2 separate regions of the Homo sapiens genome follow, and region 2 is linked to region 1. Evidence: read pairs that join two places in POLR2A ChIA-PET (ENCODE). Cell type or tissue: Panc1. All regions are shown on one strand.

Evidence for each region. Peaks named below come from ENCODE experiments on the same cell type or tissue, not always from the same donor. Only the 100,000 strongest peaks of a DNase experiment are listed, where the experiment ranks them.
Region 2: POLR2A ChIA-PET joins it to region 1 with 7 read pairs; 2 of 35 experiments call an interaction of 5 or more read pairs at or near these places.

Annotation. Positions count from the first base shown.
Region 1 is chr11:33,315,916-33,319,915 of GRCh38, reverse strand. All of the region lies in intron 2 of HIPK3 (homeodomain interacting protein kinase 3), which reads right to left. Among named protein-coding and RNA genes, the nearest start is that of KIAA1549L, 58 kb to the left of the region's middle. In Panc1, no CTCF peak of the experiment used is centred here; a DNase peak (open chromatin) is centred at 2,054.
Region 2 is chr11:32,912,781-32,916,780 of GRCh38, reverse strand. All of the region lies in intron 1 of QSER1 (glutamine and serine rich 1), which reads right to left. Among named protein-coding and RNA genes, the nearest start is that of QSER1, 22 kb to the right of the region's middle. In Panc1, no CTCF peak of the experiment used is centred here; no DNase peak of the experiment used is centred here.

The sequences.
Region 1 (4,000 bases):
ACACATGGCACTTGCCTTTCTTCCTTTATCTTGCTTGACTGTTCTCTATAGCACTTGTCATTAACTGATAAATATGTTGGCTTATTATCTATTTCCTCTCTGCCCCCACTAGAACATAAATTCCATGGGGGCAAGAACTTTAATTCTTTTAATGCTATATTCCCAACACATAAAACACTTCATTATTTGTTCAATGAATTGATCAACCAACAAAAGCTAATAGCATACATCATTCATTCAGGAAAACAAAGAAAATGTTGTTAAACATCACCAATAAGAGCTGAACAAGTATGAACCAATGGACTCTTACATAGCCATTTTGCATTGGGGACAACTGTTTTATCACTACAAAATTTAAAAAAATACTATTTACTGAGCTTTAACAATGTGCCAGGTATCATGACTTTTTTTTTTTTTTTGAGATGGAGTTTCGCTCTTTTTGCCCAGGCTGGAGTGCAATGGCACAATCTCGGCTCACTGCAACCTCCGCCTCCTGGGTTCAAGCAATTCTCCTGCCTCAGCCTCCCAAGTAGCTGGGATTACAGGTGCCTGCCATCACACCCAGCTAATTTTTTGTATTTTTAGTAGAGATGGGGTTTCACAATATTGGCCAGGATGGTCTCGATCTCTTGACCTCATGACCCACCTGCCTCGGTCTCCCGAAGTGCTGGGATTACAGGCATGAGCATAATTTCATTTAAAGAAAATGTTTTAAAAACAGATTACTGCATTGTTCTTCTACCCAAGACCAAAAATGTGGGTAAACAAAATGTTCTACATGAAACAGAAGAACCCCTGGGTTGAGTACAGCCAATCCACAGAATGAGAAATAATAAATCATTGTTTCTGAAGCAACCAAATTTTGGAATTGTTTGTCACACAGCAACAGATAACAAATACACTGCCCAAAGTTACTCAGAAAGTGGTGGGACTGGAATTTAAATGTAAACCCCTGATTCTAAAGCCTCTTTCTCTATTCCATTTCATCTCAAATCATAAAACCTTTTGATTCAAAGAAACACAGGAAACCAAATGAACAGAAAACCTAGAAATTGGCCCAGAAGTAATTTTTGGCAATTCAATAAAGATATCCTCTGATTTTATTTTCTACAGAGCAGGAAAATACTGACTTATATTTTCTAATAGTTATATAACGTGAGAAAACATTTGTTATGTTCCTTTTATGATTAACTGGTCTTTAGATTTCTATGACAATCAAAAGAAAAGGGGAAGAGACAGAGAGATTTTGCTGGCATTTTTTAAACCAAACTTTTCATCCTACATAAATCCTTTTTAAAATATACAGTAACAGTAATAAAGTACCAACATAATACTATGAACCAAGCAATGTTCTAAGCATGAGTATTAACCCATTTGATATTCATATAAAAACTTTTAATAGATGAAGAAACAGACAAAGGGTAAGTAACTTGCCTAAGGTCACACAGCTAGTAAGAGGTATAGTTAGAACTCAAAATCCATGCTTTTAACCACTACACCTTAAAATAAATAATTCCTATGATCCCTAAAACTACTGGACTTTTGGGCCAGTCACTGTGGCTCACTCACGCCTATAATCCCAGCACTTTGGGTGGCCAACATGGGAGGACTGCTTGAGGTCAGGAGTCCGAAACCAGCCTGGGTAACATAGTGAGACCCCCATCTCTATAAAAAATAAAAATAAAAAAAATTTAAGAAAAAAAACTATTGGACTTTTATCTTAATGGAAGTGCTCAGACTTAGATGCTGCATTTCTCAATAATCTCTTTTTCTTTAAACCTATCACCTTTGATTTTAAAACTAATCAGGAAATGTAAAATATAACATATTTAAGAGAATTCTAGCAGACATTTTACTGAACTCTTCCTATAATTTAAGCATTTACTCATCTTAACCATAAAAAATCTTTCACATTAAATACATAGACATCCTCTAAAATACCTCTTAGTTAAAACAAAGCTCTTATTTTGGGGGACACAGAGTTCCTAAAGACGACTGTAACATCTTTTTACAGAGGCAGTTAGGAAATGAGCTCAACAGTGGATGTGACCATCTACTAGTCAGTAGGTGTGATTAGTCACAGATACCAATTCATCATGCACTCAACAAATTCTTACAAGTTAAACCCCTATACTTGTAACAAAAGACAGCAAAGACCTAAAGTGGTTATAAAATGCAGGCATAGATAAACAAGTGTTTGTACAAGCACAGCAAATAGAAGGATACACACCTAAGTTGTATCAGCAATTATCAATGAGGAATCAACCTGGCAAGGAGTAGGAAATGCTATATATTTCCACAATATTTTATTGTTTCTAAAACAAGCATCTCATACTATAAAATAAGACTGGCCAGGTGCAGTGGCTCACGACTGTAATCCCAACTCTTTGGGAGGCCAAGCTGGGAGGGATCACTTGAGCCAGGAGGTCAAGACCACCTCAGATAATATATGGAGACTCCGTCTCTACAAAACAATTTTTTAAAAATATTAGCTGAGCATGGTGGTGTGTGCCTGTGGTCCCAGCTACTTGGGGAGCTGAGGTGGGAGGACAGCCTGAGCAAGACTACAGGGAGCTCAGACTGTGCCACTGAACTGCAGCCTGGGCAACAGAGCAAGACTCAAAAAAAAAAAAAAAAAAAATAGGGCCAGGCACAGTGGCTCACGCCTGTAATCCCAGCACTTTGGGAGGCTGAGGCAGGAGGATCACTTGAGGTCAAGAGTTCAAGACCAGCCTTGGCCAATACGGCAAAACCCCATCTCTACTAAAAATACAAAAATTAGTCAGGCATGGTGGCGCACACCTGTAATTCCAGCTATTAGGGAGGCTGAGGCATGAGAATTCCTTGAACCTAGGAGGCGGAGGTTGCAGCAAGCAAGATGGCACCAGCCTGGGCAACAGAGCAAGGCTCTGTCTCAAAAAAAATTAATTAAACACATAATAAAAAAAGATTAATGTTTAAAATTGTCAGTCTTTGAGACTGCAAAGGAATTTACTAGTTTTCTTACTATAAGTATCAAATTAGATCTTAAGTGAATCTTATTTATTTTTATTTATTATAAGGAACAATTTTCTGGGTTTTTTGTTGTTGTTTTGTGATGGGGTCTTGTCTATAGCCCAGGCTGGAGAGCAGTGATGCAATCATAGCTCACTGCAGTCTCAACCTCCAGGGTCTGGCAATCCTCCTCCCTCCAGCATCCCAAGTAGCTGGGACTACAGGCGTGCACCACCATGCCCAGCTAATGGTTTTTATTTTTTGTAGAGACATGGTCTTGCTACATGCCCAGGCTGGTCTCGAACTCCTGGCCTCAAGTGATCCCCTTACCTCAGCCTCCCAAATTTCTGGGAATACAGGTGTGAGCCACCATGCCCAGCCAGGAACAATTTTCTAATACATGTATTTGAAGTGGGAATGTGTTGCCTCAGGGGGAAAGAAATATTGGAGATGTCCCTTCAAGCTTCTATCGCTGTGTAGAGGATACCATAAAGGAGACTCTTTTAGCATAACAGGGGAACTTACACTAGAGTACCTGCAAGACTCCTTCCAAATCATAATGCAACTAAAATTTATGAAAATACAGAACAGCATTTCCACAAGTGGAACTTTAACAGAAGGATGACTGTCAAAATACTACTAGTGAGTTTATTTCAGGTTAAAGCAGCTTTTTCAATATCCCACAGAATGGTGCTTTTTTAAAACAAGCAACAAACCCTCAACATTCTTAGAAAGGTAGACAGATTTCAAAACAGATGATCAACCGCTTCTACAAATATTTTTTGTTATGAATGTTTTCGATATAATAAGAAATAACATCACTACAGAATACTGGACCTTCATGCAGATTGTTTTTATGACTCTATAACCGCAACTATCCATGTTGTGATTACATGTTGAAATGTAATCAAAGTACAGGCTCAGAATAGATACTCATTCAAATGTAGTTTGTGTCTTAGACTAAAAATATCACAGTTAAAAATATCCTTATTGAAAGGCCACTTAA
Region 2 (4,000 bases), 400 kb after region 1:
GAGTCATGCCCAACATAACAATGTTTCAATCAACAGACCACATGTACAACTTACAATACCTTATTTTTACTGTACCTTTTCCATGTTTAGGGGTGTTTAGATACACCAATACTTACCATTGTGTTACAACTGCCTAGAGTATTCAGGGCAGTAAGATCCTGTACAGGTTTGTAGCCTAGGATTGACAGATCATACCATATAGCCTAGGTGTGTACAGTCTACACCATCTAGGTTTGTGTAAGTATACCCTAAGATGTTTGCACAGTGATATAATTACCTAACGACACATTTCTCTGAACATACCCCTTTTGTCAGGTGATGCATGGCTATATATGAAATGTCCCAAACAAGCAAATCCATGGAGACAGATTACTGCATTTGCTAGGGTCTGGGGAGAGGGGAAACTAGGAAAAGACTGCTACTGGGTATGTGGTTCTTTATTAGGTAATGAAAATGCTCTAGAAATTAGATAATGGTGATGGTTGTACAACCTTGTGAGTATTCTAAAAATTATTGAATTGTACGATTTAAAATGGTCACTCATCCATGTAAATTGTATCAATAAAAATTATATTCATCCAGCCGAGCGCGGTGGCTCATGCCCGTAATCCCAGCATTTTGGGAGGCCGAGGCAGGCGGATCACCTGAGGTCGGGAGTTGGAGACCAGCCTGACCAACATAGAGAAACCCTGTCTCTACTCAAAATACAAAATTAGCCGGGTGTGGTGGCGCATGCCTGTAATCCCAGCTACTCGGGAGGCTGAGGCAGGAGAACTGCTTGAACCCAGGAGTTGGAGATCACACCATTGCACTCCAGCCTAGGCAACAAGAGTGAAACTCCATCTCAAAAAAAAAAAAACAAAATTATATTCATCCAACCTTAGTGATCATTTTTAATTTTTCATGAACTACGCAACACTACCAAAAGAAGGTGGTTTCTAGATAAGCCTTGCTGTCATGCATGTATTCAATCTTTTATGGTTGGCCCATCTCCATATACCATATAATAATGTTTTTTAAAAATCTGTGCTTTATGGTTTTAAAATCAATTTCAGAAGGTATTAATCTTAGCAATAATAATCTGATAGTACTGGTCTGTTGAGATTGTTTATTTTTTAATCAAAAGCCAGAATTTCTTTTTTATAATCCTAAAAGGAAAAAGCATGCCTCAAAACATGGTCTTGATTTGTAATTCCACGTTTGGACCAGTATAGACTCGTCTTTGAATATAGGTACATTTATGTAAGATAGGACCTACTGTGGCCCAGCATAGCCCTTCTTAATCCCCAAGCCCTGGGTAGTCGTGGTAGGGAGAGAATAGTAAACTTTTACCATCACCTTACAAACTCCAAGTATTACCTCAGCTAAATCCTAGAGGAGAATGAACCAAGTCTCAATCTTCATATTCCCAGCCCTAGCATAAAACAAATCTTCTATCTCCTCCCCACACTCATGAGTAAGGTATGAAATTGAGGACAAGGAAGGTTAGAATTTTGCAAAGGGAAGTATCATCTTCTTTCCGTCACTGTCACATTTTAAAAAAAAATTATAATTTTCTCAAATAACCAAAACAGGCCAGGTGCAGTGGCTCACACCCATAATCCCAGCACTTTGGGAGGCCAAGGCTGGAGGATTGTTTGAGTCCAGTAATTCAAGATCAGCCTGGGCAACACAGTGAGACTCTCTACAAAAAATAATTAGCTGGGCATAGTGGCACCTGTAGTCCAAGCTACTCAGGGGGGCTAAGGTGGGAGGATGGCTTGAGCCCAGCAGGTCAAGGCTACAGTGAGCCATGATCAGGCCGCTACACTTCAGCTTGGGGAACAGAGCAAGACTGTCTCAAAACAAAAAACAACAACAACAAAAATTGAAACAAACCAACAAAGATTAGTTATCAGATTACCACTCTCTACACTGTTTAAGTGTGACCATTTTTTAGTCAACTTCACTATAACAAAGAAAATTAATTTCTAAAGCAGATATAGCTGAGGCAAAAAATTCATCTAAAATGTCCACTCATGCAGTGAAGATGGTATATGACTGTAAGATAAAATGCTTTTAAATATATGCTCTTATGGTTTATACCCAGATATTAATAACATATAAACCTACTCCTTGGGTAGCCTACTCTTATGTTTATGATGCTTAAGAAATAAAACACATTCCAGGTTTAAAAATCAATTAGCAAATGTTTCACGAAATATGTTAAATCTGAGAAAACAAGCCAGTACTTGCACACAAGTAATAAGTTACTTAAGCACTGAATAAATGATTTTGCCTTAAGTAGTCATATCACTTTGTTCTTTTTGTGTTAAATAATTTGGTCACAAATACCTAGAATATAATAAAAATAGAATTCTCTTTAAGCTTTGAAAATATTGTTACAGTTTTAGGTATATCAGCTTTTCATAGTTGAGAAAGATAAACATTCTGGATTGGAAGTTAGGAGCCCCAAATTCCAGTCCTGATTCTGCAAATAAATGCTACAAGACTTTGAGCAAAGTACATAATCTTGTAGAATACTTGTTTTCCTACTTATAAAGCCTAATGTTCTTTGTAGTTCTAATATTCTCAGTTAAGATAAATATTTTTACTTTATTTAGCACACAGTATTCTTTGGTATAAAATCCGAATAGAAATAAACACTAAGTCCACTGAATTAAATCTGTGTGGAACTCTAGCATATACCTATCCCATTCATACCTAAATGCCAAATATTTTAAAATCTTTGTTTTAGCTAATCCAGTTTGATAATTTAAAAGCAAAAACATGTAGCCTAAGAATAATCAGCTCTTATTAAGAAATTATTTATCATGAATTTGAAAAAATAAACGAGGGAACTTTGAAACAACTGTGTAACAGCTGTATAAAAGCATAGCTCTGCAAACAGGCCACAGGATTCAAATCCAGTTCTATATAAATTCTGTGACTTAGAGGCTAGCCACACAGACAATTAGTTAGACTTAACCAAGTCTCCGTTTCCTCAACAGTAAAATATGGGTAATAGTAACACCTACCTTCATCAGGTTGTTGTGAGAGTAAACAATAAAGCACATACGGTCAGCAGCAACTAGCACAGTCCAGCAACTGGCGCATAATGAATGCTGAATCAATGCTACTATTGTTGCACCTAAAGGTAAGTTCTGCATTTATACAACTGACATTTACTGACTGCCAAGTGTTATGCTAGGAACTAGAGAAATAAAAGAGCATAAGTAAATAAACATAACACAATCTGGGAAGACTTCCTCTAGGACATGACAACTGAGTATTAAAAGGACGAGGAAAGACCGGGTGCGGTAGCTCGCACCTGTAATCCCAGCACTTTGGGAGGCCAAGGTGGGCGGATCATGAGGTCAAGAGATCGAGACCATCCTGGCTAACACGATGAAACCTCGTCTCTACTAAAATAAATACAAAAAATTAGCTGGGCATGGTGGCGCGCACCTGTAGTCCCAGCTACTCGGGAGGCTGAGGCAGGAGAATGGCATGAACCCAGGAGGCAGAGCTTGCAGTGAGCCGAGATCGCGCCACGGCACTCCAGCCTGGGCGACAAAGCAAGACTCCATCTTAAAAAAAAAAAAAAAAAAAAAAAAAAAAAGGAAGAGGAGAAATTATCCAGGGAAAGCAAAAGAAAAGAAGGTTCCAAGAAGATAAAAATCACATATATGAAGACCTAGAAATATCCCTAAGATGGCACATTAGAACTGTAGTAATTCAGCATGGTTGTATTGGAGAACAGGGATATGAGGTAGACAGGAACCAAACTATGGAATATTATATACCAAAATAAGGATCTCACATTTTATCTTCAAGGGAATCAAGAGCCTCTCAAGAATTTTAGTAAGAGTTAAATTTATACTTTTTTGAGACAGGGACTTGCTCTGTTGCCCAGGCTGGAGTGCAGTGGTGTGATCATAACTCACCCTAGGTGTGACCTTCCAGGCTCAAGCAATCCTCCCACATCAGCCTTCTGAGTAGCTGGGACCAAAGACGTGCG